Linked DNA regions of Mus musculus: regions 1, 3, 4, 5, 6 and 7 are each linked to region 2. The links are chromatin loops, found by intact Hi-C in ENCODE. Cell type or tissue: left cerebral cortex. All regions are shown on one strand. Region 1 overlaps Xylt1 (xylosyltransferase 1). Region 2 overlaps Xylt1 (xylosyltransferase 1). Region 3 overlaps Xylt1 (xylosyltransferase 1). Region 4 overlaps Xylt1 (xylosyltransferase 1). Region 5 overlaps Xylt1 (xylosyltransferase 1). Region 6 has its middle 14 kb from the start of Rps15a. Region 7 overlaps Xylt1 (xylosyltransferase 1).

Evidence for each region. Hi-C counts contacts between places; a loop is a spot of excess contacts. Peaks named below come from ENCODE experiments on the same cell type or tissue, not always from the same donor. Only the 100,000 strongest peaks of a DNase experiment are listed, where the experiment ranks them.
Region 1: it touches region 2 in a loop (6-fold over the local background); 37 of 42 quality-filtered maps call a loop at or near these places.
Region 3: a loop joins it to region 2, with 2.9 times the contacts of the local background. A loop is called at or near these places in 12 of 42 quality-filtered maps.
Region 4: it touches region 2 in a loop (2.4-fold over the local background); 10 of 42 quality-filtered maps call a loop at or near these places.
Region 5: a loop joins it to region 2, with 2.4 times the contacts of the local background. A loop is called at or near these places in 8 of 42 quality-filtered maps.
Region 6: it touches region 2 in a loop (6-fold over the local background); 17 of 42 quality-filtered maps call a loop at or near these places.
Region 7: it touches region 2 in a loop (2.3-fold over the local background); 10 of 42 quality-filtered maps call a loop at or near these places.

What each region holds. Positions count from the first base shown.
Region 1 is chr7:117,621,184-117,625,183 of GRCm38, reverse strand. Xylt1 (xylosyltransferase 1) reads right to left here. Exons shown (of 12, transcript NM_175645.3): 6 at 3,184-3,264. Among named protein-coding and RNA genes, the nearest start is that of Gm34762, 140 kb to the left of the region's middle. In left cerebral cortex, a CTCF peak has its summit at 2,197; DNase peaks (open chromatin) are centred at 2,227 and 3,416.
Region 2 is chr7:117,381,470-117,385,469 of GRCm38, reverse strand. It overlaps Xylt1 (xylosyltransferase 1), which reads right to left. Exons shown (of 12, transcript NM_175645.3): 1 at 3,950-4,000. Among named protein-coding and RNA genes, the nearest start is that of Xylt1, 2.5 kb to the right of the region's middle. In left cerebral cortex, a CTCF peak has its summit at 1,770 (motif pointing left); DNase peaks (open chromatin) are centred at 2,097, 2,954, 3,182, 3,585 and 1 more place; H3K4me3 peaks cover 3,288 bases; H3K27ac peaks cover 2,126 bases.
Region 3 is chr7:117,548,670-117,552,669 of GRCm38, reverse strand. Xylt1 (xylosyltransferase 1) reads right to left here. Exons shown (of 12, transcript NM_175645.3): 3 at 3,573-4,000. Among named protein-coding and RNA genes, the nearest start is that of Xylt1, 170 kb to the right of the region's middle. In left cerebral cortex, no CTCF peak of the experiment used is centred here; a DNase peak (open chromatin) is centred at 1,594.
Region 4 is chr7:117,540,312-117,544,311 of GRCm38, reverse strand. The region is part of intron 2 of Xylt1 (xylosyltransferase 1); the gene reads right to left. Among named protein-coding and RNA genes, the nearest start is that of Xylt1, 160 kb to the right of the region's middle. In left cerebral cortex, no CTCF peak of the experiment used is centred here; a DNase peak (open chromatin) is centred at 2,375.
Region 5 is chr7:117,488,615-117,492,614 of GRCm38, reverse strand. All of the region lies in intron 2 of Xylt1 (xylosyltransferase 1), which reads right to left. Among named protein-coding and RNA genes, the nearest start is that of Xylt1, 110 kb to the right of the region's middle. In left cerebral cortex, no CTCF peak of the experiment used is centred here; DNase peaks (open chromatin) are centred at 858 and 1,905.
Region 6 is chr7:118,100,250-118,104,249 of GRCm38, reverse strand. No RefSeq gene overlaps it. Among named protein-coding and RNA genes, the nearest start is that of Rps15a, 14 kb to the left of the region's middle. In left cerebral cortex, a CTCF peak has its summit at 1,797 (motif pointing right); DNase peaks (open chromatin) are centred at 497, 1,018, 1,279 and 1,799.
Region 7 is chr7:117,434,405-117,438,404 of GRCm38, reverse strand. All of the region lies in intron 1 of Xylt1 (xylosyltransferase 1), which reads right to left. Among named protein-coding and RNA genes, the nearest start is that of Xylt1, 55 kb to the right of the region's middle. In left cerebral cortex, no CTCF peak of the experiment used is centred here; DNase peaks (open chromatin) are centred at 1,312 and 2,141; H3K27ac peaks cover 1,449 bases.

The DNA.
Region 1 (4,000 bases), 240 kb before region 2:
CACAAAGCAGGGCTGGCACATAGGAAGGTATGACATCCTGCGGGAATTTTGAGAATGGCCTCTTTGGACACAGTCTGTTCATTCCGATTGAGTCCCAGCCCTGCCCTGCCCTGATTCTGTGAGACCAACATTTCTCTATATTCAGCTTCCTTGCTTGTAAGATAAAAATCAGCTACTGAGTTGTTGATGGTCACAACCTAAAGCTAGATACTTAAGTCAACATTCAAGACTATGGAACCATCTCGCTTTTATGCGGTCATTGCAGCTGCTCAGTTCAGCCAAATCGGAAGTCAGTGGGACTTGTTCCACTAACTCTCCTTGTCCACAAGTTTGCCTAAAGTAGGCTTGTGTCACTCACCACCGAAAGAATTCTTTGTGCTACAGCAGTGGTATGGCAACCAGAGGTAAGCTGGCCTCATCCCTGCCTACTGGGGAGAGGCAATGGGAGATGGACTGTGGGAAGCCTTGACATACAGTAAGGGAAGACTCGATTAACAAAGAGAAGAAGGTTGTAGGTGACTCACTCATTCATTTATTAATCAATTAACATCAATTCATTTTATTAACAAATTAACACTAAAATATTGTACTTCATTCCTATATACCAAAGAGTCCCAGCTGAGGATGTAAAGGGTAAATGCAGGAATCTGTGAGCAATTCTGATCTGTGATACTTGGGCTTTGGGGTTTGAGAGGCAGGTGGTAGTAATATGTTATACTGCTCTGAGCCATGTTAAAACTATCTGCCCACTGCTGGTGCACCTGGATCACACTGAGTGTGTGTGTGTACATGCAAGGGCTTGAGATATGGGATACATCCCTACCAGCAGCATTTTGGTTTTATGCTTACCATGGCAATAGCATCACCATCATCATCATCCTCACCATCACAGGCAACATCTCATTTAATCCTATCTATCTAAGACTGTGACTTTTTCGTTTTACTGGGAAAGGCATGGTCTCAGAGAGGTTAAGTTACACAAGCAGTGCAATGCAGCCTGAAACACAGGAGATCAGCATTTCATTCTAGGAGGTGGGACCTCAAAGGCCATGACTTTAATTGTGCTACCAAGTTCCTAGAGAAGCACTTGGGAAACTGAGCAAAGACTAAAGAATGGTCAGCCTGAAACAGTACTGCTAGTGTGGATGGGATTTTTGACATGTGTTGATGAATGGAGCTGGCTTCCTGCCCATGATGTAAGGTGCATGGACCAATCATATAGGTTATAAGGAGGAGAAGATGGGTTTTATTCTTGACCAATGGGAGAGGACTACTAATATAAGGGTCACCTCTAATAATGAACACTCCATATAATTATCCCTAGATGTAACCAACACACACCTCTGATGTCAAAAACTCCTAGGTTCCAGTCCTGACATTTACCAACTGGGCAACCTGAGAGAATCCATTTGAGCTCTTGAAGCCTCCCTTTCATTTACGGAGAATTTAAATATGAATTCTTACTCTGCATTGGATAAAGCCAATGTCAAATGCAATGGGCCAAGAAGCCCAGCAAAGTACTAGGGTCTCAGCAGGGAGATTGCCCACAGGGACAGTGATTTGTGTTTGTCCAGCCAGCCTCTCTACCACTAGTGGCCCCAAATGTGCTATGCTAACTGGTAGGGACTCATAGGGCACTGACCAGCTTTGAAGTGCCTTTAAATACAGTGGAAGAATATGATCAAGAAGGGGCCATTGGATGCAGAGTCAGCTGCTGAAATGACAGGTAAAAGAAGAAATAATGCAACCCATGCATTCTGGGGTGACTCCTCGAAAGGTCAAAGCAGGGAGCTTAGTGTTTGCTTCTGTGAGATAACAAGGTAAACTTTGAGACACAAAACCTATTATCTCTACAAGCCACAGCAGAGACACTCTTAAACAGAGACTGTAAATTCAAATCCCAATTGTAGTCATATCAGGAACAGAGACAGGAACTGCCATGACCTGGGGGACATGGGATTGGATTGCATGTCAGCTCTGAGCAAAGTCAGACATAGGTCGAGGGACTCCAAGGTTTATCGTAGTTAATTGGAAATCTAGATTCTCATGGAAGATATCATGAGTCACTTTACCAAAACAAACAAACAAACAAACAAACAAACAAACCCACATGAATTATCAAAAAGGCCAAATGCAAAATATTAACAGACTGTGAGGATTGCTAGAACTACCAGGGTTTATATTGTATTCAATGTCAGAATCCAGGGGGCGCTCTCCCACCAGGAAAAGATGCTGTTTGTGTATGGGTCTGTGCTCACATGTGTGTGTATATGTGTGTGTATATAGGTGTGCATACATGGCATGCATGTGGAGACCACAGGACACCTTCAGCATGTGGGAATGTTACTGAGATGCAGTCCCCAGTCTACCTACTAACCAAGTGAGAATTAACCATGACTACTCTGATCCAGGGACCAAGACATAAAAGATTCTAAATGGGCTGGACAGACGGCACTGCTGATAAAATGTTTGCTGTGCAAGCTCAAAGATCTGAGTTCAATCCCCTAAACCCACGTGAGGGTTCCTGTCTCAAACACAATGTGGGTGGTACCCGAGGAATAGACTTGAGGCTGTCCTTTGGCTCCCACACACACAGGTGCATGTACACCTACACACATGTGCACCCCCATACATACACATACACAAGTGCATGTACATCCACACACAAATGTATACCCTCATACATATACATAAACACACACAGGTGCATGTATACCTGCACATACATGTGTACCCTATATATATATATATATATATATACACAGTTACATGTGCACCTGTACACACCCATACATACATAGATGCATGTGCCACTGCACACACATGTGCACCCCCTTACATACACATACAGATACATGTGCCACTGCATATGCATACATACACATGCACCCCCATACACACACACACACACACACACACACACACACACACACACACACAGGTGCATGTGCCACTGCACACACATATGCACCTAAACACTCATGCACACACGTACACATACAGGAATAAGTTCAAAATATTTCCTGGGAGAAAAGCTGGGAGCCTGAGAAGCATCTGCTTCTGTCTGTCCTCGGCTAACACGAGGGCCCTTTGAGCTCTCTCTCTCACCCAGGAAACTTTCCCCTAGTTGTCTACCTGCGAGACAGGCCCCAGCTGTAGCTTTCCACCTCTGTGGTGCGTTACCTTGCATTGTCCCGGCCATGTGACTTCAGGAAGTTCATATCTCGATATCTGGAAAGAAATGCTACCAGCTGGTCATTTGTCCTGTGGAAACAAACAGAAGAGAAAGTCAGGGTCCTCTGCAGAGGTACTGGGGTTTGCTCCATTTTTAGTCCTAGGCAGCAGATTTCACTCTGCTTTCCTGGATTTGCCTGTTCTGGACACAGCACACAGTCTGATGATGTGTCTTCTTGGCAGGTCCTATCCCTGGGCCTGTCACATTGCCTGAAAACACGCTGTGCTCTAGTTTCATTCTGGCTGCAGTGTGGTAACATCCCAGAAAGGGGCAATTTCAGAGGGAAAAGTTATTGCCCTGGTTATTGTCCATGAAGAAAGCCAGTGTATCAACAGCTGACTGCTGGACACACCACAACCACCGTCAAGAGCAGAGACAAGCGATTGATTGTCACGCTCATCCTGGCTTCTTCATTGCTATACATGTCAGGACCCCTACCCAGTGAACAGAGACACACACATGTGGCTGGGTCTTCCCATGACAATCAATTCTGACAATGCCTGTCCCCATACATGACACAGGCCAGCCCAATATAAACAGTCCTTCATTAACCCAGGTGAGTGCAGGTTTTGTCAAGTTTACAGTTAAAGCCACAGGCTGTTTGTGTATCCGTTTCCCACACACTCTACTCTTCAGGGAATTCTGAGGACAAGAACAGTGTCTTATATGCTTCATTGGTTATGGTCAACAGTAGTTATCAGTACTCAACCCAATGCCACAGATCAGACTCAGGGTCTTCACACTTGCTGTGCACAGGCCATTATG
Region 2 (4,000 bases):
GTATATAAGATTGATCAAGCCAGGTGTGGTTGCACATAGTTGTAATCGCAGGAGGGTCATGATTTTTACATTAGTCTGAGCTAGACAAGTCATCAAGACAAGAAAAAGAAGGACCAGGAGGAGGAGAAACAGGAGGAGCAAAAGAAAGAAATAAGAGTGAGAGAAAGGAGAGTGAGAAAGAAAGAAAGAAAACAATAATTTTGGTTAATTATTTTGTGTGGTTTAATCTTGGGTCCCGCCCTATCTTTTTATTTACATGCTAATATTCCAAAGTATCTTTCACAATCCAAATTTTGAAACACTCCTTCAAAGTATTTCAGATAATGGATATCCAGCCTGTATTTATTATCTTATTATTAAATTAAGTGGCTGCTACTTATCTATTTTATTTAGCATTCCCAGTGTGTGGTAAAGCAGACGATGACATATCTGCAGTGAGATAAATATTGCTCAAAGATACACACTTCTATATACAAAGCCTGCTTTTTTTTTTGTCTGCTTCGATCAGACAAAATAATTCACTGGAAGTGTGGAGGAAACAAATCAGCCGTCAAACGCTCTCTGTTCTCTCTGCAAACATTTGGATTGAAAGAAAAGCTTTGCCTCCAACGCCACTGGAACCCTCTTCCAAAGTCACTGTTAATGTCTGAAAGAGTCCGGAGTTATCTGAGTAATGTGAAGAATGAGGGATCTCTGCTGAAAAAAAAAATCAGCATTTCAAAGGGGTCAGATCATACAAAAACGGCATTCTACTGTACGCGTACAGTAGGCAAGGACATTAAAACATTAGATTTCTTAAAGGAAACTTACTAAGTACCTTGAGTGACGCTGGGACTATGGGGACGTTAGCAAGAGAAACAAAGATACAGGTGTGACACCTACAGCTTTCATTTCTTCCCGAGTCTAAAAAGGCACTTCTGCTGGCTAGTCTTTCTGACAGGCCCCTCACTCCCCACTACTCCCCTTCATCTATGGCTCAGTGCTCTCCCGTTTTATATTCCGAGACCACAGTAAAGTTCATTTCTTACTGAGGCCCAGAGAAAATGCCCCACTACAGAACTCTGCTGTAATCTGCATCAAGCTAATACTTAAATGCTCAGAGATGCTGAGAGGGAAAGGGGGCACTAGCAAACCTTTACAGAGATGCCCATTTCACCACTATCCCTGCACACACCCTCTGATCCTGCTTGCATATCAACATGATCTCTTATGTGTCTCCACTGCCCGGCCACAGGTACAATTTCTGTACCTAGACACTGCTCTCCAAAAATAAAAGGCTCGCAGTTCAGAAGTTGGGAGAGGGGAAAGCAGCCAGGAGAAGCAGATAGGTCTGGATTTGGAAACACTCTAGCCGTAACAGCTGCTTGACACCCATTGCCACGCACCCACTGAAGCCATGACTGTTCACCCAACTCTACTCCAGCCTGCCACAAAGCACAGCACAGAAACGAACATCACTGTCCTAGCATACAATTCCACAGTATTTGCAGAAGCCATCTGGAAAAATATCAGGGAATGTGTGTGTGTGTGTGTGTGTGTGTGTGTTTGTGTGTGTGTGTGAGAGAGAGAGAGAGAGAAAGAGAGAGAGTGTGTTAGTTCTGAATGCCACCCTGAATCCCTTTGCAGCATCATGCATACAGTCAGCCCAGGCAGGGTCCAAAAATGAATGGCAAGTTGTTAGCAGTCTGTGGCTCTCTCAGCCTGTATCCCAAGCTCCAGCTCTGATGGACTTTGGGAACAGCCTGCCCCCTTCTGGTCTCCTTGAGCTCCATGAAAGGGCAGGGCTTGGGGTGGGCACACCTTGAGGAGGACAAACAGACCCCTAGCTCTAGCCATCCTGTGCACACTGCAGCTCCTGGGGCAGGATGTGAGACAGGAGGAAGAGAGGAGAGTGCCGTGCATATGACAAAAAGTCCAGGACCAGCAGGACCGGACAGTTGAGAGCTACCAGGAATGGGAAAGTGAAAGAAAAAAAAAAGCACAAAATGTATTCATATACATATACATTGGAAGCTAAAAAAAATGGAGACATTGGAGGACACTGTCGGGAGGATACACCTAAACCCACAGATAAAAGCAAAATTGCAGACAAGCTCCGCTGCTAGGACTGGGGATCTAAAAACATGGTTTAAAGGGGAAGTGGCACCCCACCCCCGCCCTTCCGATTCCAAACCTGATGTGACTGGGCTAGGACATGAGAGATTACTCCTAGGTGAACACACATGGAGGGGTTGTGCATCACTGCTCAGACCATCGGTGGGGAAAGAAAGAAACCAACTGCTTTTTTCTTTATAATTCTCTCACTGATCTCAACAGGTGGTCTATGTACCCTGAAAGTACCTCCTGAATCCCCTTTGCAAAAGGTACAGTGAGTCCCTCCCATGGTCCCCTCCCCACCCTGCCTGTTTCCACACTGGGCCAGCACTAAGTGCGCCTAGTCCCTCCCACCTCCCAGTAGGTCTCCAATTTTAGGAAGAACATGTAATAGCGTTTTTGTTTTTGTTTTTGTTTTTGTTTTTTGTTTTTTGTTTTTCCAGTTGGAACACATGATCAACTCCAGGAGTTCAAAGGCAGTGAGTGCCTGGGTCCCCTTGGACTTGGGGACATTGAGAATGCTCAGGTTCTCATGCACAAGCATCACTACAGGTGAGGGTAAGACTTCTCCTTGGTAGCTACAGAGCAGCCAAATGCTCTGTCAGATCAAGTCCTGAGACTGCTTTAGCTCACAGACATAAAGAGCTGTGCTCGGGCAACAAGGGTCAAAACAATCCTGAAGAACTTAAGCACATCAGAAAGCACTTCTGACACAGCTGTGTAGCTGTGTCTAGGCAGTCTTCAGCAAGGGCTGCCGGAGTGACAAGCAATAACAAGGACTGTTCCCTTCCTACAGATCCTAGAAACACTCCCCCGGTAGCTACCGTCCTTCAGATGCTGGGCAGTTCTCTGCAGGGAACTGGGATGATGGACAGAGAATCACATGGCATATCACACCAGCCCAAAGACAGACAGACACTCATTCCTACGCAGAGCAGAGACCCTGTACAGTAGTTACGGACTCAGATCTCCTGCCCTCCTAGCTCAGAGAAAGGTGAAACAGATACCCCAAAGAAGTTGGGGATAGAAGAGGAAGACAAGCCGGTGCCCCACCTAGCCAACCAGATGGTACTAATAGAACTGGAAGACAGTTTCAGAGACCTGACTATTCACATCCAAGAAGAGCAAAGCACACTGGGAGGTGTGGTGATAGCGTGGCCAGACAGACAGACAGTAAGTGCAACTGACCACCCATGTCAAGTCAGAGACAGCCAGCTGGAACTAAGGGGCAATACCTGGAGGTGAAGTCAGGGAGGGCAAGAAATGGCAAGGTTAGGGACTGAGGAAGGTGGGGACTGGGGAAGGTGGAGAGAGAAGTAGATTCCCAGAGGGGAAAACAGGACCCAAAGTCAGATCAGGCTTGCAAGACCCAGTGTTGATTTGGGCACCAGGGACATGGTGGAGGACTTAACACACTCATTCTCAGCCCACAGCAAACAGCTCAGACCAAAGAGGCTGCGTGGAGAACTACCCTTGAGCAGCGGCTGAGGATCCGGTCACGATCCGATGCACGTACTCGAGTGGAGAGTGAGGCATCAACGCCCCCACCCAGAGAGCAAGTAGGACGCCCAGAAAGAGTGATAGGAAACAGGACCCCCTAGAAAGCGAGTCTCTTCTGGAGCTCACTTTCCAGACCCCAAGGGGGCGGTCCTCAGACTCCGCACAGAGCAGCGCGGCTCAGTGCACGACCCTGCAGCTGCCCAGGGCAGCCAGGGCAGTCAGAGGCAGCCAGGGCGCAGAGTCCCTTCGGATATCGGGACTTGTGTGGCCAAGACCAATGTGAGGCATGGGTAGGGTCGCCCATCTGTCTCTCTGTCCGCGGGGCTCGAGATCCCCTTCCCAAAGGGCACCTTACCCTCGCCCGGGAGGCTAGTGCCCCGCGGCTGGCAGGCTGCTGTGCGCGGGC
Region 3 (4,000 bases), 170 kb before region 2:
TATAGGCTTCAGACCAAGATGGACTAAAGAAAAGAAGAAGGTTTCCCCCTTAGCTCAGACTTTGCCTCTGCTTCCTGGCCTCTGTGCCATGAGCTCTTGTGCTTTGGCAGGCCCCCTCTACCACAAGGGGCTGAGACTGAGTCTCCAGAGGATTTGGGAATGAGGTAAAGGCAGGGGTGTGGCTTCAGCCCTAGACTTTCATGATCTCGATTTAAAAACGACCTTTCTTCTTTGTTTCCAGTTCAAGATGCCCTTGCCTGTTACACTTGTGGAGTTATAGTCCGTAAAACACAGGAAGGATCAGTCAGGGTGACTTGGGACTCCTAAGGTGGAGAGACCAAAGGGTGGACAGGAATTCCATGCAACTCTGTGAGTGTTGTGTATGAGCACATGTGTGTGTGTGTGCGCGCGCGCGCATATGTATGGGTGTGTATGTGTGCATACATGCATATGAGAATTCACATACAATTTCATGTGTGTGGGTATGTCTGTATGAGCATGTATGTGTATGTGTGTTTGCATGCATGTGTATATGCATTTTTGTGTATAAACATGTATGTGTGCATGCACATGTGTACTTGCATGAGTGTGTGTGTCTGCGCGCGTGCACGCATGTGTGTGTGTGTGTGTGTGTGCGCATCAGCTTTGTGGCTGCAGTGAGTGTCCTATCTTTGGGAGGAAGGGTTTGCTGGGGATCTGGAGACAACTTCTTCTGAGGTCATACTCAAGGACAGGTCTTTCCACAAAACCCTTAAGAATCTCTCTCTCTCTGCATGTTCCTTGGTAGACAGTCTATAGGAGTCTTCTGCCCTTGTATACGTGCAAGCAGGTAACAGCCGTCTTCAAATGGAATGGAGGAAGACTTCTATTCACTTATTTCAAGATTATTCTCTACAGGAGGCAGAAATCAAAGGTCAGAAAAGGAAGAATGGCCCTGTAGGGAGCCAGTCTTTTCCAGAGTGTCCCCTGGGCTGAGTGGGGACAAGGCTGAGAGACAGGCAAAGCAGAGGAGACACAGAAACAAAGCTCCTCACAAAAGTCAACATGGAAAATGAACTTCCCTTCCTCTGGATCTGTCCCTAGGCTCTGACGAACTGGCCTTCAGTGGCTACGGTCTGGGTGAGGCCCAGTGCATGCCTCTGTGTGGGGAGGACCAGCGAGGTTCCTATATTGTCTGATGTCAAGTGTTCCCCCTATTGTGCCTCTTTTCCTCATTTTGCAAGAGATAAAAAAGGACCACTAGGCCAAAGCCCATCCCTCCAGAGCAGACGGAATTCCGGGTGTCATGGTTTCCAGAAGGGAAGGCAATCTCCCTGTGGGGTGTAATTACATCCCTGCTTTTCGCAGAAGAATAGTTTATGGCTTAAATGCTATTAATTGTAAGCCATTCTGTTTCACGGGAAGTTGTTCATTGATAACTACCCAATTAGAGTTATTTTGCAATTAGTCTATTCACAGTAAATTTACTGCAAAGGGGAGGCCACGGTGCAGGAAATTAAAGCATCGTGGGTCTGGTGTGCCATGTGTCTTAAATGCCAACTCCATTAACCAGTTTGGAGGTCCCTGGAGGGCATGCCACCTTCGCCAAGGCAGAGACAGCCAACCCCGCAGGCAGCCCCAGTGAGCTCACGCTAGCTTGCAGACATTTCAGCACGACCCAGGAGAAGCACGGGAAACGCTGAAGGCTGCTATTCGGTGGTGGATGACTGTGGAGTAAGCGTTAAGGCTCATATCTGCGTAATGTGCAGCAGTGACCAGGTACATTCACTTAACTGTGCAGTCTTTAAACCCTCTGCGATGAATAAATACAACACCAAGGCACAGAGAGGGCAGGCAACTTGCCGAAAATCTCAGAGCTTGCAGAGGAAGTCTGAGATGCAAATGCAGGCACTCCAGTCTGGCACACATGCCCCCCCATTATTGCCACAGGCTCCCTGTTTCCTCAGCTGACACCCTCCCTTCTCCTTCAGACTGTACTGAGGAGAAGGGGGCACACCTCTCAGGCAGCTAAATTTCTTTGGGGTTTGTATAACTCAAGCTGAAGTGAGAATCTGTTTCCCCCCTGAAGACTATCAAACTTGTGGAAGCAGACTCAGACTCTTCATCCTGAATTCCAATACCGGCTTTGCTGTCTGTTAGGTGGATGCCTCCACCCAAATCCTAAACCTGTCTGAGCCTCAGCTTCCTCAGAAAAGGATTCCCGGAGATAGAACAGCACTGACTACGGATGATTCTTAGCGTAATGATGGATGACGTACGGCTTTTCAACTTGATAACATTGGGAACGAAAATTCATCCCAGCACTATCCTGCTTCCCCCTTTCACTGCAGCATTTACTACCTTACACAAGGCAGTCAACACATTGTCTTAATCTAAGCTTTGTTTTTGTTGCCTTTGACCAACCATAGGCTCAGAAACTTTCTCAGCACATTTAAGGTGGACCAGACTATACTACAACATTCCATAGGTCAGATGTATTGCATGTCTTTTTGACTTCATGAAATTTCTACCTTAAATTAGATGCCCTGGATGGAAGCCTCTTGCAATCTGGAAAGCAGTCTGAATCCACTGGAACCTAACCAAGTGCATTGATGTTTGTGTATTGTCTCTTAAGATCTGTGATAAAGATATACAGCCCAATGACCATACAGATTTGCTACTTGGCCCTTCAGGGAGCAAGCATGCAAGCTCTAAGCGTGACAGGAGCCGTATTACCTTGGTTCAGACTTCCAAAATGCCCCTGCCTGGCACTGGCTAAGAACAGCTCTTGGAAACATTGCATTCCACTTAATTATTGCTGCACACAAAGTGCCAAGTGCAATCAAGAACACAGACAGGAACCACCTGGACCACACGGAGGCTTGGGAAGGGAGAATCTTCTAAAATCTGTCTATTGAACAGGAAGTGTTGCATAGATGCATATTTGCTGCTACAAGCTCAAAAGGTCACGCTGAACTTGACTAAGAGGGAATGTGTGAAGGCCATGTTAGCCTTCCTTTCCCATCTTTCCTTGGGACACTTGGAGCTTGGGACCACAACCCGTCTAATAAACTGTATGGATACATAGAACCATGAAGAGGTGTCCCTCAGGATCCATGGGGATTTGGGAACCAGACCCTATAATTCCCATATCTAACAGTGTCCTTTCTCTTAGATGAAATGGTATGGTGTTTGCTTATATCCTGCACATCCTCCTCTATGCTTCAAATAATCTCTGGGTGACTTATAATTTTTTATGTAATGTTGGGGCTGTACAATATTGCATACGTAAAAAGCCTACGTCTGACAGAGTCTAATTTTTTTCTAATTTCTGTAGCCTGTAAATTCCAGATAGCTATGAACACAGCACAGCACATCTGCAGACACCGAGATCATATCTGCTAAAGGGAACAGGTCATATGATACTATCACATGTCATGATTTTGTCAAACTTTCTTGATAGCAGACGGCAGGAGTTCAGAGTTCCCAGACAAACCAGATCTTGTGGTCAGGGTTTGAGGTGCAGTGTGGCTATATTCAGAGGGCCTGAGAAGGCAGAGAGATGGGGCCAGGGACAGGAGAAAGAGACCTACCTTCTAGGGGACAGAATCGAGCCACCTTCTCTGGCATCAGCAGCCCCAGCTTGTGGCGACAGTAGGTTTCTGCAATCTCCTGGCGACAATGCTTGGACTTAGCGCGGGTCAGTGCTGAGATGGCCTCCTTGCCAGAGATATCACACTTGGGGGCCTGGTCAGACTTGGTTTCGGGGGACCCACCACCACCACTCTTCCTGGCATGGCTGTGTCTTGAGAGATCCTTCCCTTGGCTACTGTTGCCTGTGGCTTTCTCCCGAGGAGGCAGCACCTCCTTGGGGCCTTTCCCCAGGACTGACTGGCCCTGTCGTTTGTCCTGGGCATCCAGCTTTCTCTGCAAATGCTCTTTCTGCCTGCTGGGGGGCTTCTTTGCCAGCTCTGGCTGGTGTTTCTGCTTCTGGGTCCTGGGGGCGAAGTTGCTGTTATCC
Region 4 (4,000 bases), 160 kb before region 2:
GAGTCTGTTGATGATTTGCTCATCTTGCAGGCTTCTCTGTATGCCTGGACTTTGGATTCACATTCTTTTCTTGACCTTTCAGAAATTCGTAGAGGAGATAGAGCCTGTGACTAATGGAAAGAAGCTGCTATTGAAGATGTTTGTTGAGGGGATACCATGGATTTGGACCCCCAAAAGTTCTGAATGTGTTCAGAGAGGGAGGCCTCTGAGACCAGTAGGCCCTCCATCCTTGACTAACCCCTCATCCTGAGCCTTTTCTTCATCAAGGCCTCAACATTGGTTTCCAGAGATTGGAAAGATTGCAAAGTTCCATCTGCTCAGAGCTGCCTTTCCATGACGGGTCTAGTCCCCTTCAAGTGCCTGTCTTAAAAATCTCATGGCTAATTGGTCCAGTGGCACTGGCCTGTCTTCCTATCTTCTCGGGGGAACCGATAGAAAGGTTATAGGTTTTAGGTTATAAGTCTAAGGTTATAGATTAGGCTTTAGAGTGAGTTCAAAGCCAGCCCAGGCAACTCACAGAGGCTCTACTTCAAAGTTTAAATAAAGAAATTGTGAAAAGGGTTGGAAACATAGCTTAGTAGAAGACAGATAGCCTACGATGTACAAGGCACTAGGTTAAATTTTTGACACCATAGGAACCACAGAAAGGAAGGGAGGGAGGGAGGGAGGGAGGGACAGAGAGGAAGGGGACAGAGTGAGGGATGAAAGGGAGGAGGGAAGGGGGGGGAGAAGGGTAGGGGAGGAAAAATAGGGAGAAAAACTCAAGATATGTCACCCATCTGAAAAAGCAGGACACTGACTCTAGCCAACACATGGAAACCAGCCCTGTGCCCAGCTGGGAGTGAAGGGACTTAATGTCCATGCGCACCAACCAGAGGCCAGGTGAGTTTGCCGGGATGACAGGAGTGTGCCACCGACACTTGTAGAGCCACACAAGCTGTATGGACACTTCTGGTGTTTCGGGTGTTTCCCTGGTGTTTGAAACTGTTCGGTTTCCTGCCTGCCCTGAAGCCTGATCAGCCTGCCTCTGGCTGCTTTGCCCTCTTTCCAAAGGCAAGATCACCGGATCTGCCTGGACTGCTGCCCCAGAGAGAATTTCCTCGGGGCTAAAGGCTGCAGAGGCCAAAGGACATGCTGGCTTAGAGCCCGTGCCTGTTCCCTCTTCCCAAGACCACCAAGACCCCGGGAACATCTAACCCTACACTTTCTAGCTCTTTCTATGTCACAGACAAGACAATGCTGCATACACAATAGGAAAGGAAAACAAAGGCCGCAGAGGGAGAAAGCGGACGCAACCCAGAGTACCGGGAAGTCCCAACACAAGCTGCTTCATGCCTCCCTGCACACCCTACAATCTTCCCTGTCAGCCTTCTCTTCCTCCTTCTTTCTAATTTCCCTTCTCTTCCTTTTCTTAGATTCTCTATTTTCGCAGGCTTGCACCCAATTCACGGTCTTCCTGGCTCAGCCTCCATAATATTGGGATGATCTGACTGTGGCAGTACACCTAGATCCTAGAATACATTGTTTAAAAGCCGAAATGCAGGAGACTTGGGGAGATGGCCCAGCAGGTCAAATGCTTTCCAGGTAAGTGTTCCCCAGAACCCAATGAAAAGTCCAGGTATAGTGGTGCCTGTCTGCACTCCTGTGCTGGGGAGGCAGAGAGAGGCAGATCCCTGGAGCACACTGGCCAGGGAGTCTAGTCAAATCACTGAGCTTCAGGTTCACTGAGAAACCACGTTGCCAAAATAAGGCAGGAAGGAAGACCCTGGCCATGGATGTTGGCACTCCACATGCGCACACACACCCACAAGCTGAATGTGTAGCCATGGGCTCAAGTCTGATTAAATCATTTTGCACTGGGGTTCTCTTTATTTTGAAATCAATAGATTCTTAACTCGATTATCCCAAAAAGGTCACCGTGTAAGATGACAGTCTTGTCAGACTCTAGCACAGGACCCAGGCTCAACTTGCCTAATAGTCCCAGCAACATGCACTCCAAAACAAACAAACAAATGAAAGAATCTTAAAAGATAGGTCAGGGGTTGGCAGAAGTCCAGCCACATATCTGTCCATGAAATTCCCCCTGGAAAACACTAAAGGGGATTTCCTTTACACCTGCTTCTGTTGATTATGGTGTCTTCATGGCAGAAGGACAGAACTTCAGACAACAGAGAACACAGGATTCTCAAAGCCCTGGTCGGCTTTCTGCAGGCAAGCAGGCTCGACTTCCCATGAAGAAGCAAAGGCCAAGATAACCAGGCTGGGGGGGGGGGGTGTCACTGGGAGATCACAGGCAAGGTCTGAGCCAATGAGAATCAGATGTCAGAGACTGTTGAGGCTGGAGACCCTCCCACACATGATGAGAGCCATGCCCACTAGGACATGGCACCGAAAATCTTTATGTTGGCACCTGCTTACATTCCACGGAGGTGGGGGTGGGGATGCTGGCAAGGACACCACACTAGTCTGCATTGAAACTGCCTTTTCTGAGTTCCAAACCAGTTGCAGAAGTTAAAACCGGAGAAGCAAGCTGGGAGGGGGAGGGTGGCTGGAGGGAGAATTAACAAGGAAAGGCTTTCCAGAGAGAGAGGTACAAACAGTGGAGTTATGAAGTGGCCTTGCATCACACAGAATGGCCACAAGCCCTGCAGTCTGGGTCCATGGCTCTTCAAAAGCAACATGTGTTTTCAAATTGATCCCAGGGGTAGACCCCATCTCTGCTGATGCTCCTGGAAAATGGCAGCCTGGTATGTGCCAACCTTTGACATGCAGGCTCATCAACTGATGTCAGCAGGAATACCTGCCTGGCTGCCTCAGATTCAGTTCCCTGCTATCTCCTGGCCTTTTCTTTCCCTGGCCCCAGGCAGATTTAAATCTCAACACCCTATTTGCCTCCAGGGTCATCTTTCTCTGGGTTCCTTCCTTGGCCTCTCTTGCTTCAACCTCTGCATATCTGCTCAGTCCCAGCCCTCACCCTTCTCCACAAACTCCTACCCAGGTCCCTGTGGGACAGGCACTTAAGGAGACAAATGGGTCTCCAGCAGATGAAAGACATCCCTATCCACAACTCATCCTTTGCCTCTGAGACTCCTCCCCCTCCCCTTGCCACAAGTGGGTGATAAATGGCACGCTGGTGAGCTCATTACCACAGCCTCTGAGGAAATACTCCTGAGGCCTGTAGCATCAGTGAAGGAAGACACCTGTAAATAAAGAAATATAGAAGCATGCACATGCACACACCACACACACACACACACACACACACACACACACACACACACACAGAGGCATACATGAACTACGCATGCACAAAGAGACATGCATACATTCATGCACAGACATAAATGCAAGTTATACATATAAAACACATATACACATGTACAGACATATGCATGTATACACATACACATATATGTATACCACACACTTGCATATACACACATACACATACATATATACATATGCACATTTTGTACACATCTACACAGGCATCCACACATGCATCCACACAAAAACACACTACAAATTCAATGATGTCTCTTCATCTGAAAGTCCAGGCTACTTGGGTTAGGGAAAGAAAAAAAGAAAAAGAAAGAAAGGTCTTCATATTGCCAGCCATGTGATTTCAGACTAAAGCTCCCAGCAGCTGCCAATAAATTATTTTTACTGTGTGGAGGTACAAATGAATATGCCACCTTCCTGCCCTAAATCTCCTTTATGAGTCTCTGCTTGCCTTGGCCCACCGACCAGAGTCAGGGGTTTGCAAACATGTTTTCATTGGCTAGATTCCCGCAGAAGGCCGTGGTCTCTCAAGCTGCCCCCTGCACAATGCAAGCGCCCCAATGACACTTCCTGTTTACACCTGGGCCTGGGCTGGCAGAGGACGTGTCTGTGTCCACAGTGACAGCCACACTTGCATCCAAGCTTTTGGAAAGCCTCTGCATGGGAAATGAGGAGATGTGATCACAGGAGCTGGTGCTGGACCTGAGGGGATGCTGCC
Region 5 (4,000 bases), 110 kb before region 2:
GAGCCTGGGCTCCAGGGGGCTTCAGACCGCAGTGATACAGCGATAGTTTCCAAGGTCTTCCTCAGCAGGAAAGTGGCTGTGGTGAGAGCTGAGCTCTGTGATTTTCATTTCAAGCTCTCTGTCTCTGATAGGCAAACACCACCCCCATCCTCCATTGGAGTGATCTCACAAGTTAGAGACAAGAGGGGGTGGGGCTGAGAGAATTCTCCAAGGAGGCCTTTTTTTTTTTTTTTTGTACTAACAATCCATTGATGATACCTACAAAGACAGTCCCTAAGAGACATATGCCTTTTAGCAAGGCAAAACAAAACCACAAAAAGCAAACAAATAAACAAAACAAAACAAAACAAATACCCCTATCTGCTGGCTGATATAGGTGCAGACATTATTAAGCCTATTTTGCTTATAAAAAATCTGACTCAGAAAAAGAAACAAAATTCTTTCTTGATACGTTACGGGGTGTAGAAGGAGGGGCCAGCAAGTAAGAGACCCACCTTCTCCATGTTAAATCAGCCGTCTGAGCTGGGCAGTGGTAACACATGCCTTTAATCCCAGCACTTGGGAGGCAGAGGCAGGTGGATTTCTGGGTTCGAGGCCAGCCTGGTCTACAAAGTGAGTTCAGAGTTCCAGGACAGCCAGGGCTACACAGAGAAACCCTGTCTCGAAACCGAAAAAAAAAATCAGCCGTCTGCTCTTCTTCCTGATCTTCTGTGCGGCGGGAGAATTCTTTCATTTTCTAGTGCTCTCTAGTCAGCCCACTGGTATTTCTACTTTGGTGAATTTATTTAAAAAAGAAACATTACCCATATATTGGAAGGAAAACTAGTCTAATTTGCCACAAATGAGATGTAAGTAGGAAAATACACACTGAGCTATTAATGTCTTTAAAGTTTGCTCCTGCTGTTCGTAAACTCGTCTTGTGAGTCACCAGCTTCCTCCCAACACACCGTGAAAGGCTGCTGAGGAGAAGGGGAGTCTTGAGCTTGTTCTGGATGGAAGGGGGCAGGAACCAAGGACTAGAAGAAGCATCCAGGGTGGGTGCCTGGTCTACGGGAAAAGGTGGAGGTGAGCCAATGGTGGATACCGCTGCAACTCAAGTTTTGTGCTGAGACCTAACTTGCTGGGCTGTGGAGTTATGATTCTTTTCAAAGCAAGGACAGAAATGGTAGTGTTTGAGTCACCTCCAGAAAGCCAGGTGGCCAGGCACTAACAACACCTCCCAGAGTGTCCAGCACTGTGCTAAGACTGCTTTTCCAGCAGGAGAAGTAAAACAATCTAATTTCCTAGATAATGCTACATTATGAGCGAATGTCTAGTGTCTAAGAGAGATTAACAGAAAGGGAAGAAAAAGAGATCAGTGGCCAATGGCAATCAAGGGACACTGATCATATATCCCTATGGCTTGCTGGCATGGGAAGTGTGTGTGTGTGTGTGTGTGTGTGTGAGTGTGTGTGTACATGTGCATGAGCACACACACGCATGTGTTTCTCTGGGATATCGAAGACTAAGAGAGATACACAGACTTTGTAAAGGATGAAGACAGCTCTAGCCCATGTAAATTCCATAGGGAATCCTCACCCAGCTAAAGTCAGCAGCCCCTCCCCCATCGAGTTCAACTTCTGCTTTATGACGTGACCGAAAGGACACTGGAGGTCCCACATGTAGCTATTGGGGTGCCGAGGGTGGAGGGGCAGCAATCTGAACTTGAACTGAGAGACGGCCAGGACAACTTTTCTTTTTCTTCCTTTATAAAGTGCAATTTTTCTCCACTCTTTGTCTTTTAGCCTTCTGAGAGGAAACAGAAAGGGTTTCCTTTGTGCATGGTTCTGGTTGGCTGAGTTTGGTTATCCTGGCTGGTGTCCACCCCCACGGTGTGGGCTTCTTTTAGATCTCTGCATCACAGTCAGCCTTCCCTAGTCCTGAGACCTTGTCAGTGCCAGCTGAGGAAGCTCACACACCCCTGCAGATGACAGGCCTTGTAGCTTTCCCAACAGGAGAAGTGAGTGACAAATTTGTTAACAGTCACTTCCAGAATAAAATATTCTGCATCTGTGATATCTAGGAAAAAAGCCATAATGAAATATTATAAGATCTTACATAATACACGGCAGCTGGGATAAAAAATTAATATTCAGCCCATAAGGGCCCACAAATGCCTCCCCTCAAAACAAAACAAACCAAAAACAAACCAAAACCTCCAAACAAACAAACAAACAAACACCCAAAACCCAAACAAAACCCCAACACCAACAAAACAAGTTTTCCTTTGAAGAAGCAGGTAAGTCTAACTCGTTCGTATTCACAGTCAAGAGAAGAAAGTGACCTATGAGGATCTTCCATGGACTGAACAAGGAACAATTTTCCTGGAGTTCTTAGGTGCCAAAGTCTGTGTTGACAAGCCCAGAGATGTGCCCTCCCCAGCCTTCTGCAGACGTTGTCTCCTAGGGAGACAGATAAAAGAACCTCCACAGGACATTTCTTAGTACATATGAGATCCTGGGGTCAAAGTCAAACCCTACCACACAAAAGACAGCAAGGGGTGAGATAAGCCTGGGTCTGACTCTCAGACCCTCATGCTCTTGACCGCTGTCTCCGAGGACAATTCCTTCCTCACTGCAGACCTGCCCACTATTGACCCATTGACCCAATGACCCATTTCCTAACTCAATTCCCCTGAACTCATCCTGCACATGTAAGATTCTTGCCTATCTACACTGCACCTCTCTCTGAGGTTAAGAGTCATATACAGCCCAGGATGACTTCAAACTCACTCTGTAGACAAGGGCAGCTTTGAACTTCTAATCCTCTTGTCCCCTTGCTCCAACCGCTTGGATTTCAGCCATGTAGCGCCACACCTGGTTTTGTGCAGTGTCAGCTGTCAAACTTAGGGCTTCATGAATAGTTAGCAAGCACTTTACCTACATTTTTGTTTTAATGCTCCTTAACTATGTTCTTTCTTCTCCTTTTGTCAACATCCCATTCACCCACCATGAAAGCTCTTCCAATGTCCTCATTTGGTCCCCTCTGTCTCCAAACTCACCTCTACAACCCATTCCCACACAGCAGCAGAAGGATCTCAGATTGATCTCCTAGTGAGTGGTTCTCCTGTTCAGACACCTTTGGTGGGTCTCTATCACCTACAGGAGGATTTAGGGCCTCTTGATGTGGTCTTTGGTACTTAAGCCTTTTCCTTCTGCATCAGCCACCTCACATGCTAATCCCTGACCCTTGCCCCCGGCTTCCTTGCCGCCATCAGCTCCTATAATTTCCTATAATTTTTCCTGTTGGTGCTCACGCTCCACCTCTGTTTTCAGGAACAGCTTTATCTGTATGGAAGGATATGTTCTGATCCTGACTTAATTCTCACTCACCCTTTGGAACATGTTGTAAACAGCTGCTTCGCTAGGGAGCCAGTCCCTGGGGTTCTGTTGGGAGTGCCAAACATTATCACTAAATGGACAAGAGCTCACAGATAGGAACATCAATAGGCCCTTCCCATAGGTTGGACTCTATGTAGCTCAGTGACTGAGTACTTTCCTAGCTTGCTCAAAGGTGCCAGGTGCCATTCCCCACATGGACATAAATTGACATACAAAGATCCAGCTATAAACAGAGAAGAAAGCCAGAAGATAGTGAGCTAGCTCAGTTGGTAAAGGGGCTTGCTGCACAATGATACAAGCCTGCCAACGTGAGTTTGATCCTTGGAATTCACATAAAGATGGAAGAAAAGAACTAATCTTATTAGGTTGTCCTCTGACCTCCACACATGTGCCCAGGTAAATACTACTACTACTACTACTACTACTACTAGTAGTAGTAGTAGTAGTCTTGCACATGATCACTCTGTGGGAACTTAGCGACACATCTACACTAACATGTCTCAATAACCTCCCAGGACCTGTCTAGGAAGCTATGGACTTAGGAGTCTATGGAGAGAGTGTGCTGGGGTCTTTGAACTTGTATTTACACAGGCATTATTTTTGCTAATTCTGGTTCCTTC
Region 6 (4,000 bases), 720 kb before region 2:
CTTCAAGACTGCTGGGCACTGGCCATGTCACACCTCTGGGTCTGTCACCTTGCCTGACTGCTGCTTAAAGCCACTCAGCACACACACACTCCCAGCTGTGCACACAGTCGAAGGAGGCTGACCCTTGTACGCAGCAATTTTCATTTGGGACAGGTTGCTAGAAACCTTGATAATCTCAGAGTGTCACTGCCTGGGCTCTTCTAAGCTGTCCTGGCCTAGTATTCTCCAAGGTCAATTTCTTCAGCAATTTCTTTGTTCTGAAGGTTTCCTAATTAGCTTCTTACAGCTGTCTTTCTTGCTTAAGTAATAGTCTTAACTGTGGGTGTGTGGGGAAGCCTTGTGTATGGTTGAACCTTCTGGCATAGGCTATAGTTGCACAGTGTGAAGTCTGGAGAGAGGAGAGGGGAAGCCCTGGGTGTGTGATGAATGGGGATGCAAACTCGCACGTGGAGACTCATGGTGGCTCCCTCCTGTCTCCATGGATAACCAGATATGTACACTGCTCACTTACTCCAAGATCTGCATATCTGAACTAGCCCAATCCTTTCATCCTTTCAAAACTGATTTCAAAACCACGCCCAAGACAACTTCCACCTGGTGCCACATGGCATGGGCAAGGTATAGCACTTCTGAGACCATTCCTAAGAGGACCCCAGACACCCAGAGACTGGGCACCACTAGGATGACCAAGTGGTAGAGAGATGGAAGAGAAAGAAACAGAAGAATGTGCACAATGAAGAGAGGCAGAACTAGAGAATCAAGGAGCCTGATTTGAGTACCACCTAAGGCCGTAGTGAGGTCCTGGTCTTTAGGTCCTTTGTTACCACCAAAGGCTAGTCAGATGTCCCTGGTCTGGGCTGCTGCCCTGTCATTGTATGAGGATTGTGCAGAGCTGGCCCCATCCCTTGCCTCCCAGCCCTAGGAGAGCTAGCCATGAAGGTGGAGAGTAGGAGAGCTCACCCTATCCACCCCTAGCCGGCTGCAGGTCCTACACCTCACCTAGGAAGCACAGTAGAGCTGGCCCTGGTAGTGGGAGTTGTTGGTAAACTGGCCCCAAGGGTGTGAGCATGGCAGAGCTGGCCCTGCCACTTATCTGTTGTGTGGTGGCATAGGTGAGGGGAAACATGCTCCCTCCCCCACTCTTTACCACCTGTAGCAAGTGGCAGAGCCGCCCAAGGGCATGAGAGTGGGAGAACTGGCTCTGCCCTTAACAGTTGCAGTGCAGGAGAGCTTTCCCTGGTGCTGTGGGTGTGGGAGAGCTGGCAGGTGAGCAGCTCAGATACCATCCAGGCCCAGATCCAGGGCTTTGAGTTGGCACACCCCAATATCAACTCCATCTGTGGACTGCTGGAGAGCATGAAGGGGCAAGTCCTACACATCTAAAGCTACAGGATCTCCACGACACAGGGTGACAGTAGGGTGTCCAAGGGGAGTCCTAGTAAGTTTCCAGTATTGATAGTGTAGCAGAAGCCAGAGGCCTTGAACTAGACAAATGACTCATTGCAATGAACATTTGCAAGCAAAGGAGTATGGACAAAAGGGTGTACTGTGGGACATGCACACTGCAGCTTCCACACCAGGTTTTTTTTTTTTTTTGGTGGGAGGTTGCAAGGGTGAAGGACAGTACGAGAGAACAAGGAGATGGGTGGGGTTGGGTTGCATGTATGAAATTCATGAAGAATCAATAAAAAGTTAAATAAAATTAAAACCAGTTATCAATCCATCATGAGTCTTGTTAAATTCTCTCCAGGCTCCCATGAGTGCTTCAAGCATCCTCTCTGCAGTTTCATGGAGTTTCCACTAGGTGACAGCACAGGACCACAAGTATCTTGAAACAGTTTGCTGCCATTAACCTATGTCTGGACTGGAAACCTTGTTGAGATGAGGCAAATTATTCATGGCCACAGAAAGAAGGTTCAGAAGGAGGGAGGATGTGTATCGTTGGCATTGGCCTTCAGGTCAAGGAGAGTTTGTCGTAGCTACTTTTCTACTGCTGCGACAACATTCTAAGACCAAGAGAACTTAATTGTGCCAGGCGTGGTAGCACACGCCTTTAATCCCAGCACTTGGGAGGCAGAGGCAGGCGGATTTCTGAGTTCGAGGCCAGCCTGGTCTACAAAGTGAGTTCCAGGACAGCCAGAGCTATACATAGAAACCCTGTCTTGAAAAACAAACAAACAAACAAACGGAGAGAACTTAATTGTGACTTGCTTACAGTTTCAGATGGTGGGCTCATGACATCATGTCAGGGAACATGATAGCAGGTATGAATGAATGATGCTAGAGCAGGAGGAAGGGAGGGAGGGGGAGACTGAGTGTGAGGACGAACTGGGCTTTTGAAAACCCCAAGCCAGATCCTAGTGACATACCTCCTTCAACAAGGCTATACCTACTAATCTTTCCTAAACAGTTCCTCCAACTGGGGGTCAAACATTAAACATTCAACTATATGACCCTCTGGGGTCCATTCTCATTCAAACCACCACCACAAGATTGTTCTGAGGACTGGGGGGATAGGTTGTGCCCAACAACCCATTCACCCATCCATCTACCTACCTATTCACTACCCACCCATTCACCTACCTACCCACCCATTCTCACACATACACACACACACACACACACACACACACACAGAGAGAGAGAGAGAGAGAGAGAGAGAGAGAGAGAGAGAGAGAGAGAGAGAGAGAGAGAGAGCACATACTAATACATGTCATACCAGACACAGAGCATAGCTCATCTCCTTCCCTCCCGTCCTTTGGAGCATCTGGCTATATGGTACAACAATTGCAATTCTCCTTCTTCAGACTACCATTAGATTACCATAACTGGCATTATTGGTGTGTGCCAGCATATCCAGTTCCAACACTGCTTTTATTGAATGTACAGCTTTCTTTGGTTCATTTGTGTTTTTGAGACAAGGCCTCACCCTGTTGGTAAGACTGGCCTGGAACTTGTCACTCTCTTGCTTGTAGTCTCTGAGTGCTGGGATTGCAGGTGTGCCTGGGAGTCAGGGCTGCTTTCATCTCTGGCTCGGTGCTAATGACTGTTAGATCCGTCTGTGTTGTTCATTCTTTGCCTCCCAGTTTTAATATTACTTTCTCTTCTGCTGCACTTTTTAATATAAACCAGATAATCGTCTGGAGGCATTTTTGCCCCTTGTGATCTCAATAAAGTTTCCCCAAATGCTTCTTCCTGCCCACCCCACTCCCACTCCTAAGGGAGAACCAAGACGACTCCGACTTCTGCTAACTCCTAGCTTTCCTAGCTCTAGGGCTCTGCTTCCTTAGGGGGATGCTGTGACCTACAGCACTCAAAAGCTTTAGGTTTTTTTTTTTTTTTAATTTTAAAAAATGTGGTGGCAGGGTAAATAAATTAATATTTTATTAGCACTAACAACCAGGAAACAACCTGGGCCTGTATGAGCTTGGCTGGCTCTTGGAAGGTTCGGAAGAGGGACATAGGGACATCATTACGTTCCAGACCTGGGTTTCTCATTTCTCACCCGCCTAACTTCCTCCTCCGTCCCCAAGGGCTCATCCACTCAGCTGTGCATGGCTTTCTCCTGCTATGCAAGTGGAGGACTGAACATTTTTTGCACAGTTAGTAGTCCGCTGCCAGCTAGCCCACCCTGAGTGCTCACAGAAGGTCATTCAGCACATGGTCTGGGTCACACTGAGTTTGTGGTGTCCAGTTAGACACAGTCAGGTAGACAAGCACAGGGTACAGGTTTAAGGACTCACCAGCATGATGAGGTGTTCCATCTGTATGGAAGGCAGGGCTCTCTGACCTCCAGTGACCAGGAGCAGCTTGTTCTTCAGTGACAGGGTCCTAAGTGGGACCAGGAGGTGAGAAGATCAAAGAGAAGACAGGAAAGTTGAGGTTGGGAGGAAAGTCTCCCACAAAGTATGTCTCATGCCCAGCAAGTTCAGTAAGAGTTACAGCATCTTAACTATTTGCAGGGAAAGAAGCAAATGGACAGAGTTAGTGGAAAGCTATC
Region 7 (4,000 bases), 53 kb before region 2:
AGCTGTCTTTATATAGCCCCGGTGTCCTCGAACTCAGAATTCTTCCTCAGCCTCCTCTGTTTTGGGATTATAGGCATGTACCACCACACATACATTCAACCCACAGGTATGTTTTAGGTTTTAAAGTGTTTACAAAATGTAAATCTTTTTAAAATGATGGGTATAGACCACGATGTTGTGGAAACTGCAGTTGGTTAGAATGGCTGGTCATGGCAGACTGTGTTCGTATTTTCCCCCTGTGATTGATTGTTAAGAGTATCATACAAAGCAGTGGGTTTCATTATAACATGCTACTGGATGGTTCAACATAAGGAAATACAAAATGAAAGGGAAGCTAGGGGCTTCCAACTTGAGGGCGACTATCGGGAGTGTTGCTAGAAAATGTCACTCCTATGTAGAGGTGATGAGATGAAGCTGTGTGGTACATGGGGTGGGCCACACACCATGGGTCCTAGAGAGTGCCCTGTGAGCTCAGCCCCAACACCCGAGGGGCTGATGATGCCTTGAGTTGGTCTCCCAGCATGCATCAGGTGCCTCCTGTGGGAAAGAGAGAATAGCCACTACCAGGCTCCAAGAAGGTGATGCTCACAGGGAGAACCTAAGGACTGAGGAGGTCCTGAAGGTGGCATGCTAGGACAGATGCTGCCTGAGCACTGCTGGGGACTGCTTAAGATAGACTTCAGATACAATCTGGAGCATCTTGTAACGAGAGAGAGAGAGAGAGAGAGAGAGAGAGAGAGAGAGAAAGAGAGAGAGAGAGAGAGGAGAGATTTGGGTACAGCATGAGATTATAGTGCATATATATATATATATATGTGTGTGTGTGTGTGTGTGTACTTATGTGTATGATTATACTTCTATATGCATGTATATGCTTATGTGTATGTTCATACGTGAGCTTGTATGTATTTCTACCTGTGTATGTGTGTGTGTTGGAGGTGGGATGACTGAAAGCTCAAATAGCATGACAAACATATGTGAGACAAAATCAACACGGGGGACTCGGAAAAGGACAGACACCACTACCCTGCCCTAGAGCTGGCAAGTAGACAAGCTGGGCAGTCCCATCAGTAACCAAAGGCTCCTGGGCTTCAGCTTTCCTCCCACCAGAGCAAAAACTGACGGCCCTTTCCCGTAGAAGGAAAGAGGAAAAGATGTCCTTGTCACTGCTGTCAGCGTGATATGCGGCCCACAGAGCTTCTCGTTTGCACACTTCTGCGGTGTGCGCACACACAGCACAGCATCAAAGCAACAGAAGGGAACTCATCACCAGCTCACCCAGCGCCAGGCACTGCCATAGTGAAACACTTGCCCTATCCTGTGTGGTGCCCACTCATTCCACATGGGGAGAAAGTCAAGGCTGGCTACTGCCAGACTAATCCTTCAGAGTTATATGGTAAGCAACCGGGGAAGTCGGGCTTGAAATGTGCGCTGCCTCCTTGTCTCAGGAACATTTTTAGCACACACTCCAGCATATGTGAACATGCACACAAAGAATACTCTGCTCACACAGCCATGCAAAAGCAGCCTAGAGCTACAAAAAGGGCACAGGTAGGATTGTGGCTCAGTGAGTAGAGTGCCTTCTATCCTGCATGGAGCCCTGGGTTCAATCCCCCCACCCCCGCCTGCCTCCACACCACATAGACCAGACATACAGTATACCTCTGTAATCCCAGCTTAGATAGATGAAGGCAGGAGGATCAGACAGTTACCACAGCAGGTTTGAAGCCTACTTCAGCTCCATGAGACTCCTGTCTCAGAAAGAGAGGCATAAAATGCACACATCCCTGTCCCCAACCCATCTTCGGACAAGCTATCCTTTTGCGCACTTCTGGGGACGCCACTCACACACAATACCAAAGATGGTATCACCACCAGATTGGAAAGTCAGTGTGCAGAACCCCCCTGCCTGAGTAGACAGCTTCACCTCCTGTGCTCCTTCTCCAGGCCACAGACACCTCTAAGATCAATGTCGCCCTGTGCTTAGGAGGCCTCCACAGCATGGAGCCAAGTCCTGCTAGTCACTGAATGTGGTTCTTGTCAGCTCGGCCTCCTGCACACAACACCGTGCTCTGTTTCTCCTGGCATTGGAGCCCTGTGTCTGCTCCAGCCCTCATTTTCACATCTTTCCTCCCAGCAGACACAAGGCCCGCTCAGTTCTTGGGATTCCATGTGGCTGCCAAGGCCCGGTGGCGGGAGAAGGGTTTCAGAAGCCACGGTATAAAGCGAGTCACAAGGCCAAGGCGGCTGACTTTCCATCCGCTACACACCCTACCCAGAGGTGCAGGGCTCTGTCACAGTTAGCCCTTGTTCTCACCCACTGGGAGCCCTGGGGAGATGGAATTCAGGAGAGCAGAAGCCAAGATGGCTTCTGGAATCTTCCTCTGAGGGCCTCGGCTGCTGTGGGCAGCCAGGATAGCTGATGCAACTTCTCACAGACATCCATTCACAGTTGGGGCCTATGAGCCAGGAGGTACTCAGGCTAGACCAGAACAAGTAGGCTCCCTGTCATCTATAGTGGCTGAGAAGTGGGCTTGAAGCCAGCAGAGGCCAAATCTGGAGCCCCAGGGCATAACACGAGCCAGAAATAGAGTAATAGAAACTACTGTTCCAACTCTCTTCCTTCTTTGTACCTGTAACCATAGCCAGACACAGGAGAATGGCCACTTGAAGTCAGCTCCTATTTGTGAGTTCAGCACATAGACACCAAACACTTATTGAGCACCTACTATGTGCTAGAGGGCACTGCTGGCACCCATGAGAAGAAAGCCTCAGGTGAAGCAGCCTCCACACTCCAGCAACGTATCTTCAAGATCTGCAAACTCTCCACAGCTCTTGAGGTAACTCGTGGCTGTGTGAGCCAGAGAACAGCATTTGCTCTCTCCAAGGACTCTACCAGTTTCTGTGAACTCTCTAGGAGTTTCCAGCTCACTCTGAGGGCCCTGAAGAGACCAAGTTGATCTCTATCATTTGCCACCCAAACACTACTGGGGCCTAGGAAACCTGGGAGCAGCAGAAACGAGGAGATGCAGGTTGAGAAGGCAGCCAGCATCTGGAGAGCACTGTGCTCATCTGGAAAGGCAAAGAGGCAGACACCCAAATTCCCTTACGCTCATCTGTGGGGTCAAGGGTCGGGACAGTAGTGGAGATGCCAGACAGTAGGATGGTTTGTCTGAGTCAAGGCAACAAAAAGTCATTTTTCCATCTCCTTATTTGCCAATGCCTATTCAGTGAATATCACTGGACACAGCCTGGAGGCTGAGAGGAAGCAAGGAAGGGGAAGGGGGCATAACAGACCATCTGTCCACAGCCTGCCCACAAGGGCCGTCTTAGGCACCTTCTAAAAGCCCCTTCCTTTCGTCTCCTCCCCTCCCTTTCACTCCTCCATTTCCTTCTCATTCTCCTCTTCCTCCTCCCCACTTTAGCAGGCCCAGTCTGTGGGTCTCCGCTCACTGCAGTGCTACGTGACCTGAGCCTCCTAAGCCGAGTGACCTTCCAGGAGGTGCATGGAACTAAGTGTGATTTCTTCCTGTCACTTCCAGATCTCATGCCCCGAGCTAGCGCCTCAGTCTCCAGCTCCCTGACATGGGGACAGCACCGCTTTCTTTTAAGATGCCTGTGAGATCTTGGCTTTAATATTACCTGTGCCTCAGCCGGGGCGGGGGCGGGGCGGGGGGGCGGGGCAGGGGGAGGTGACTCAGTGAGCTAAATGCTTTCTGTATAAGCATGAGGACCTGGCTTTGAACCCCAGCACTCTCATGAAAAGCTTCAGAGTGGCCCGTGCCTATAATCCTAGGCATAGAGGGGCTGAGGCAAGATCTATGGGGTTCACTGCCCAGCTAATCTGCCTGAAATTATGAGCTCCAGAGAGACCCATCTCAAAAAATAAGGTTGGAAGCAAGATATCTAGAAAAAACCATGACCCGGCTCCCCACAATCACCCACCCACAGACACAGACACAGACGCAGACACACACATACACACAGACACAGACATAGA